3 separate regions of the Homo sapiens genome follow, and regions 1 and 2 are each linked to region 3. The links are chromatin contacts, found by Hi-C in ENCODE. All regions are on one chromosome and are shown on one strand. The core of a region is the stretch at or near the end of the contact, and the rest is flanking DNA. Distances in the headings are between cores, read along the strand shown.

Region 1 (2,844 bases), core at 68-2,567, 640 kb after region 3:
GTGTGTGTATATATATATACACACGCATATATATGTGTATATATATATTTATGTCAAACCTCATATATATGTATATGTGTGTGTGTATATATATGTCAATATATTTTTATGTCAAACCTCATATATATAATATATATAATATTAATAAAATATATTATATATTATATATATTATATATAATAAAATATAATATATATTATATATAATATATAATAAAATATATTATATATTATATATATTATATATAATAAAATATAATATATATTATATATAATATATAATAAAATATATTATATATTATATATATTATATATAATAAAATATATTATATATTATATATATATGAGGTTTGACATAAACCTCAGGGGTGGGGGTGGTGGAAGGGAGAGCATCAGGAAAAATAGCTATTGCATGCTGGGCTTAATACCTAGGTGATAGGTTGATAGGTGCAGCAAACCACCATGGCACACGTTTACCAATGTAACAAACCTGCACATCCTGCACATGTACCCTGCACATTTACCTATGTAACAAACCTGTAGATCCTGCACATGTAACTTAAAATAAATAAATAAATAAGGCTTTAGAATGAAATTGAGTTTAGGGCCATGAATACAGTTTGACGGGTGTGGGCACAGAGGTGATGTTTGGCATCAGAGTAGATAAGTTATTTGAAGAGAGAAAAACAAAAAGAATAGAGTAAAGCAGAAGATGAGAAACTAAACTCTACTGAGTACCCACAGTTCTGCAGTGGAGTAAAGAAGAAGAATTAGAGAAAGTACTCTCTCTATATAGTATTCGTATATGTATATGAATGAAGGATTTAGTAAAGTATAATTTATGGTAATAGTTTTTACCGTCAGAAGTATTTTCTTTATTTTATATTGAAGTTTTTGTTTTAAGATTAATACTGTTGGCCGGGCGCGGTGGCTCACGCTTGTAATCCCAGCACTTTGGGAGGCAGAGGCGGGCGGATCACGAGGTCAGGAGATCGAGACCATCCTGGCTAAAACGGTGAAACCCCGTCTCTACTAAAAATACAAAAACTTAGCCGGGAGTGGTTGTGGGCGCCTGTAGTCCCAGTTACTCGGGAGGCTGGAGAATGGCGTGAACCCGGGAGGCGGGGCTTGCAGTGAGCCGAGATCGCGCTACTGCACTCCAGCCTGGGCGACAGAGCGAGGCTCCGTCTCAAAAAAAAAAAAAAAAAAAAAAGAAAAAGATTAATACTATTGTCAGTATGCTGGTTCATTGTGGAGTATAAAATAATTTATTCTTCTCCATGAGCAAGTCGTGATCAGTTTCTTGTCTAAAAACCTTCCTATAAGTCCAGGAAAGATGGCTTATTCTGCCATCTTGTGGCTTGTTTTATTATGTTATCACTGTACATTGAGAAGTAATGGGTTAAAAGAAAACCAAACCGAAATTTACCCGAAGGTGTATTTTAATTATAGTACATACTAAGTGTATATTGGAGGCCAGGCAATAGAGCTAGGAAAATAAAAATATGAGGTATATCCTTCTCTTAAGGTTGATATTGGGCACCCGTTCAGAATATTCCTTCTCATAAAGTTCTAGGAAATAAAATCATAAATTAAGTAGGAATAAGCCTAACATGAAATGAACAAGATATTTATAAGGAAAATTGTAGAACCCTACTAAGGAACATAGAATAATGAAGGGATATATTGTAATTGTTAAAATATTTATTATTATAATATGCATACATCTTCCAGAGTAAGCTACAGGTCTGAAAATATCACAGGCAAAACCCCCAAAGAATGTTGTTTGTATATTTGAATATTATAACTTGGTAGTATAGTTCAAATGTAAGAGAAAATGTGAAACAATAACAAAAGAAAAATGAAAAAGAAAGGAGAAGAAAAAGGGCTTGCTTAAGATATAAAATGCACCATAACATAACAGTCATTAAAAGACACAAAATATGCAAAAGTAAACAAGTAGGCCAGCTGAATCGCATAGAGTCCAGGAAGAAACTCATGAAAAGTATTGACAGCTGATATTTGAAGTGACATTTTAAGTTGGTGGGGGAAAAAGAGAGCAAGTATTTCATGAATGATGTTTTAAAAATTTACCACGCATTGGGAAAAAATAGAGTTGTTTTCAACTTTAAGCTATATACCAATATGAATTTCTTATGTTTAGAGAGCTAGATGTGACAAAAAAGTCTATGTAAGTGTGATATGGTTTGGCTGTGTCCCCACCCAAATCTCATCTTGAATTGTAGCTCCCATAATTCCCATATGTTGTCGGAGGGACCTGGTAGAAGGTAATTGAATCATGGGGGCAGTTCCCCCATACTGTTCTCATGGTAGTGAATGAGTCCCATGACATCTGATGGTTTTATAAGGGGAAACCCCTTTTGCTTGGCTTTCATTCTCTCCTAAACTGCTCCCATGTAAGATGTACCTTTCACCTTCTGCCGTGAGTGTGAGACCTCCCCAGCCAAGTGGAACTGTGAGTCTATTAAACCTCTTTTCTTCTTTGTAAATTGTCCAGTCTTGGGTATGTCTTTGTCAGCAGCATGAGAACAGACTAATACATTAAATTGGTACTGGTAGACTGGGGTACTGCTGTAAAGATACCCAAAAATATGGAAGTGGTGTTGGAACTGGGTAACAAGCAGGTGTTGGAACAGTTTGGAGGGCTCAGAAGAAGACAGGAAAATGTGGGAAAGTTTGGAACTTCCTGGAAACATTTTCAATGGCTTTGACCAAAATGCTGATAATGATATGGACGATGAAATTCAGGCTGAGGTCATCTCAGATGGAGATGAGGAATTTGTTGGGAACTGGAATAAGGTGACTCTTGCTATATTTTAGCAAG
Region 2 (3,080 bases), core at 58-2,557, 530 kb after region 3:
AGTCTTATTTGGAATATAATGTTTGTTCTATAAATAAAATAAATATCAAAGCTAGTTTTTTATTGTGCAAGTGAAGAGGAATTTCAGCCACAAAAAATCAAAAGCCAAGTAATCCAAAAATTATGTGTTGGCTTTTAGTATTGATTTGGATTTGTGGAGACCATTTTAGCTTCTGGATTGTGTTTACCAAGGTACAGCATTAAGCTCAAATTTGCTAAATGCTTTCTGGTCTGATATAAAGCATTCAGATTGATGGAAGTGGTTCTAAGAGTCATGATTGCCATATGGAAACACGAAGTGGACACATTTGTTACCTTAACAGTAACTTCTTTTAATGACTATACACTCTCAACTTTACACTTCTGCATAATTCATAGTTAATGAAATGATATAATAGGATGCCCCTATTTCCCATTATTACTAAGAAAAGAAAGGAAGTGTTACTACAATATCAATTTAGGACAGGTGATTACATCTTAATGTCTGTAAATGGCTATTTGCTTATATATATTGTACTAGAAAGTTTTCTTTATAAATACCAATCAATATAAGTTTCAAAGGAAAGATGGCACAAGCCAGATCCTTAACAAATAGAGTACCTGATAATTCTGAAAAGAATGATGGCAAATGAGGCTTTTTAAAGAGTACATAGGCTGGCAGAGGAAAACAGTATTCTGACAGTGTGAAAGCAAAGAGATGTTGGAGATGCCATATTTGTTTCTTTTGTTTTGTTTTGACATTCTCTGTGAAGTAGGAAATGTTACATGCAAAGAGGCTGAGATATTAAAGAAAGGGAAGAGAGAGCATAACCTGATGTATTAGAATAGGAACAACGTGGAACTAGGTTTTACTGATGTGCATTAAATAAGTGGGGCCATGTCTTACATGTAAAAATGTTTTCCAGCCATGCGCAGTGGCTCACGCCTATAATCCCAGCACTTTGGGAGGCCGAGGTGGGTGGATCACCTGAGGTCAGGAGTTTGAGATCAGCCTGGTCAACATGGTGAAACCCCGTCTCCACTAAAAATACAAAAATTACCCGGACATGGTGGTGGACACCTGTAGTCCCAGCTACTTGAGAGGCTGAGGTAGGAGAATGGCTTGATCCCAGGAGGCAGAGATTGCAGTGAGCTGAGATTGCACCACTGTACTCCAGCCTGGGCGATGGAACGAGACTCCGTCAAAAAAAAAAAAAAATCCAGTTGGTCTTAGCAACTCTATATTTCTATCAAAGGAGAAATACTTCAGCTGAAATAGTATAAAAGGGCCATGTACTCAGGGCAAGTAGTTTATACTAAAATAACCCCAATGCCATGAGTCACTTCCTCACCAACTTTGTCAATCTTTGGTTTGCTAAAAAGCAAAACCCTCCAAGAAGACAGTTGCTTAGCAAAATAGCTAGTGCTTAAGGCAAGGAACGAAGTCTAGAAAATACTCTCATTAGGAGCTACATCTTGCTTACATGGCTATCTTTAAAAATAAGGAAAAGTGCAAGGGACTTATGGCATTTTTCCAAAGGCAGAGTGCTGTTCTAGTTATCCAGCATTAGAGAGCTTACAGCTGCCTTATTAAGAGGATTATTCTTTCGGGAAGCTGGGATCTGAACTCTTTTCAGTCTTACTGGTATGTGCCCTTTTATTTTGAAAGCTCATTCATTTCAAGCAGTAAATTTTTATATTTTATTTAAGGCAATTAAGCAAAGATAATGAGACTTTTAAAAAGACAAAGAGGAAAAGAAGGGGCAAAGGAAAATAATATCCTTCCTTCCTATTCTACATCCGCTCCTGTAGTTCTTGTTTTTGCTCATAGAACCACAATCCATCAATCACCCAGGCTTTAAATCTCCGAGTCAATTCTGATCCCCTTCCTTTACTTTCTAATCCCCCCCAAAAATGATACAAACACCTATTAATTTCACCTGCTTAGTGTCTCATACATGTGATCTCTCTTCTCCTACTCCAATTCACCACCCAAAATTCCTCCCTTTATTAGAGCTTTCCTTAGTAGTGTGGGAGATAAAATCATGAAAAGAATGAAGGGACACAGTTTGAGAAGTAGAAATAATTCTGACATCAATTCTAAGAAATAATACTAAGCAACGATAATAGAAAATTGATAAACAACTCTAAAACCTTAGTTGTGATCATGCAGTGCGAATACATAGTAGACGGCAGAGACATAGCTCTGTGTCATTTGTCTGCAGTGCTCAGTGAACAGTGGTGGAGTGCTGTAAAGCTTGACAAGACAGACAGTTGAGGAAAAGAATGATCATCAATCCTTATTGCAATGCAAATGGCCCTACCCTTCTATACACGTGACTAGCTAAAGAGGTTGGCCATGAGTTGGGGGTTGGTCTGGAGAGAAAGGGAAAGAGGAACGAAGGCCATAGAGGAAAGTTCTGCTGGATAGCTAGAAAGGGTGAAATCAGATAAAGAAATCTGAGAAAATTAAAGGAAAATTATTAAGGCAGTGTCCTCACGGTTGTTGAACTCACAGGCATTGGTAGCTGGAGAGTGGATAAAAAGGAAGGATCGTGATGAACCACAAGTCATCTTCAGAAACTGAAGTCATCAAAGGTGTCCAGGATGGAGAAGAGAGAGAGTAGATGGCACTGCTGAAAATGTGACTGAGTGGAAGAAAAAAAGTGATTGCTACTATTTACAGTGTTTGTTTGCTTTGTTTTGGGTTTGGTTTAACATTGTTGTCAAAATGATTTGCAGTAGATACACTGAAAATAATTAATATGCTGGTGGCTTTTTTGGTAAGTTTTAGAAAAATTCACCACATTAATCATTAATGAAAATTTCATTAAAATTGAAGATTATACGCTATAAGTTTAAATGGCTCACTGAAAAATTCTCATGAAGTCATTTAGTTTTCATTTTACATGATAAAAATTTCACATCCTTTTCCCATTATCAACTTGGCTCCCAAGAATAAAAAAGTGGTGCTATGTAGCTAGCATGAACTAAAATAATTTTGATTAATTTTAAGAATTCCACAAACATTGATATAGAGCAATAGGTGACAATCTGATACACTGTAAAACCAGAATCGAGAATGTGTTTCTCTGGAAAATT
Region 3 (3,114 bases), core at 479-2,978:
CTAAACAATACCAATCAATATTCATACTGGAGTTATATTCACCCATCAGTTGCAACCACAGGTTGGCTATACAAGAGTTTAACAAAAACTGATAACAGAATTCTATTGTATATTCTGTTATTATTTATAATTTTGTGCTATGTAAACATTATGTCAATAAAATTTATAATAAGCTTATATACATAAAAATATGCATCCATTTTTCACAAAAAAGCCAGCAGCTAAACATTTAGAAGTATACTATTAGGCTGCTTTCACAGTTTATAAGCCCAGATGCTATGCAGAGATTTTCTTCTTGAGTATTTTTGTCTTGGCAACTTCCTGTCACTTGGTTGCACTTACCAGTTTACTTCCCTGTAATAGGACTTGCTTGGCCCTGAACTGTAAACAGTGAAGAATATTTTAGTCGCATTTCCATAGCTAGTCACTACCTAGGAGAGTCTCTTCAAATAAGGCAATACCTGACTTTGAAAATGGTGGTTTTTCTAGCTTTAGTTTTTCAGTTGCAGCAGGAACTCTGTTACCTAAGTTAAAATACCAAAGGCAGAAACTATGTGAATAAAATTGATAGATTTGCCACGTTAAAAAGCGGTGCTTCTATAGTACGGAAAACATCATTAACGAAGTTTAAAAACTAAAGATTAATAGGAAAACATGTTCAATAACTATTTCAAAGGATTGTTGGCTTTAAAGTATAATTTTTACACTTCTGTAAGAAAACAATAATACCATGAAGAATAAACAGGCCAAAGTCATGAACAGAAATTTCACAAGGAAATTCAAATGGCAAAAAAAAATACAATAATAACCTCACCAGTAATCAAAACAATTAAAATTAAAATAAGATACATTCACTTTTAAATTTAAAGATTTTTAAATGATTATCTGGGAGAATGTATTGTGGGGAAATACAGGGACTCTCAAATAATTCGATAGGAGTGAACTTGCACCCACTTTCTGGAGGACTTTTTGGCAGGACCCTTCTTGTCTCTTGACCTCACAGTTCTACTTTAATAATTCATTTAAAGGTAATATTTAAATACATGTGGAAAGATGTAGCTAAAAAAATATTTATCACAGCTTTGTTTATAATAAATTTTTAAAAATAACTTACATGTCTAATAAGAATGAATCAGTTATTTACACAGATACAGAATCCTAAGCAACTGTAACAATTATTTAATGAAATATTATTAACTGTCATGGAATGACTTTAATGATATATAATTGTGGAATGAAAACAGCAGATGTAAAACTATGTATAACATGATCTCACACTTGATATAAATATGATTTTATATATACAATTATTTGTGTATATGTTACATACATACATATACACATAATGCATAAGATCTTAAAGGATATACACCAAAATGTTAATTGAGCTTTTGTTTCAGGTGGTTTTATTTTCTTCTTCGATTCTTTTCTTATTTGTATTTAATTGTTCTACATTGAGCATACGTTACTCGTACAATAGAATTTAAAAACCCATCCCTACACTATCTCAGCACTTTATGAGTTTCATAATCAGGTGATTCAAGGACTTGTTAGTACTCAGATTCTTGGGAATTGCAGCTGTCCTGCCTAGAGATGCAATTGGACGTAGCTCAGCAGGATAAGTACAACCTACAAGGGCACTCCTGGAAGGAGGAGAATTCCCTGTGTTTGCATTTTTTTCTGGCTACACAAATGCTGTGCTGACTTAACAGCCCACAGGTGGCTGTTCTCTTCTGCCTCGGTGTGGAAATGGAAAGAGAGACTGACTAATTTTACTGAATCATTTTACTAGTTATGTGACTGTGGGTTTGGTTACCCACAGGCATTTCTGCTGCAATTGGTTAGCCTGGGGGAAGTTTTATTTTAACATGTTCACAGAGGCTTTTCCTGTCCAAGTGAATGGTTGTGAATGACAGCGAGGGAGACTACACCCTCTCACGTATATCCATATACAAGGATTGGGACAGCCTGACCTTCTGGGATTATATCCTTTTTTTGGCATCTCTGGGTAAAAGGCCTTAGGCTTCTAACTTCAATGTTGGAATTTTGACTACAGGGCAATGTCTCATATTTCAAGCATCTCTGTAGCCTACCCTTTACAACTATCCTGAAGAGACCTCTATCCATCTGCCACAAAAAAGACCTAACACCGAGGTTGCTTCTGGAGTTAAGAGCCTGGAGTTTGCTGCCTAAGACTATGGGAAGGCTACTTCCGCACTTAAATGTGAAGTGACCCTTGGTAGGATCTGTGTTCAGTATCCCCATCATTTCTTCAGTTGAATCTATTGACAAAGGCATCATTAAAAGCAATCAACTTACATTTCATTTTGATGACCTTGTAAACAAAAAATAAAATCCTAAGCCCCCACCATCTGAACAGGCCCCCTCTTGGCCAAGGGATTCCAGAAAAACCTAAAAACTGAGTTTCCAGCCATGACCCATGATGGGACAGGAGGTCAAACATACTCTGTTAACCCCTCTCCTTTTTGCAGTTTAGACATAACTGACCAGCATTAATGTTAAAATAGAGACCACAAGACTGACAGAACAGACTCTTTATGACAATAGACTATCAAATTATAAACAGGACCTAAGGCCATGCCATGCAAGAGTTAAGTCACATGCCTGCACTAAAGAATAAACTGTGTTCTAACCATGCCACAAGGCTTTTCTTTAGCATCTAAACAAGCACTGGTCTTGAAAGAAGCAATATTAAGACAATTTTCAGCTCACCACCATACACTCACTGACCTCACTGTTTTACCTGCCATAATTATAGCTTTGATTGGACAAGTGACTGATTTCAGTAACTTTCTTCTGATAAGAAGACCACTGACCATGGACTGGCTCTGGTTGGTTTACAGAGGCTGTGCACTGACTGGAATTCCTTGTGTCCTGAAAAGACCTTTAGATGGATAGGGACTAATTATAATACATTTAAATATTGTCCCTACTCCAAGGTGAACTTTCTTCTTTCTTTCTTTCTTTCTCTTTCTTTCTCTTTTCTTTCTTTCTTTCTTTTTCTGTCTTTCTCTCTTTCTTCTTTCTCTCCCTCCCTCCCTCCCTCCTTCCTTTCTTCCTTCCTTCCTTCCTTCCTTCTTTCTTTCTCTTTCT

What was found. A loop is a pair of places that touch in the nucleus more often than their neighbours do. Pooled maps may share reads with other maps.
Region 1: a loop to region 3 is called in a map with no recorded cell type, with 2.1 times the contacts of the local background. The contact joins two enhancer-like sites. A Hi-C loop is called at or near these places in 2 of 37 single-sample maps with no recorded cell type and 5 of 50 pooled maps.
Region 2: a map with no recorded cell type shows a loop between it and region 3 (2.5-fold over the local background). The contact joins two enhancer-like sites. A Hi-C loop is called at or near these places in 4 of 37 single-sample maps with no recorded cell type and 2 of 50 pooled maps.

What each region holds. Positions count from the first base shown.
Region 1 is chr3:190,200,639-190,203,482 of GRCh38, forward strand. No RefSeq gene overlaps it. Among named protein-coding and RNA genes, the nearest start is that of P3H2-AS1, 81 kb to the left of the region's middle. Within about 2 kb of position 1,318, at least 4 of the 41 ENCODE cell types and tissues checked have a DNase peak (open chromatin) inside an H3K27ac peak, as active enhancers do.
Region 2 is chr3:190,091,049-190,094,128 of GRCh38, forward strand. The region is part of intron 1 of P3H2 (prolyl 3-hydroxylase 2); the gene reads right to left. Among named protein-coding and RNA genes, the nearest start is that of P3H2, 28 kb to the right of the region's middle. Within about 2 kb of position 1,308, at least 3 of the 41 ENCODE cell types and tissues checked have a DNase peak (open chromatin) inside an H3K27ac peak, as active enhancers do.
Region 3 is chr3:189,562,268-189,565,381 of GRCh38, forward strand. No RefSeq gene overlaps it. Among named protein-coding and RNA genes, the nearest start is that of TP63, 68 kb to the right of the region's middle. Within about 2 kb of position 1,729, at least 3 of the 41 ENCODE cell types and tissues checked have a DNase peak (open chromatin) inside an H3K27ac peak, as active enhancers do.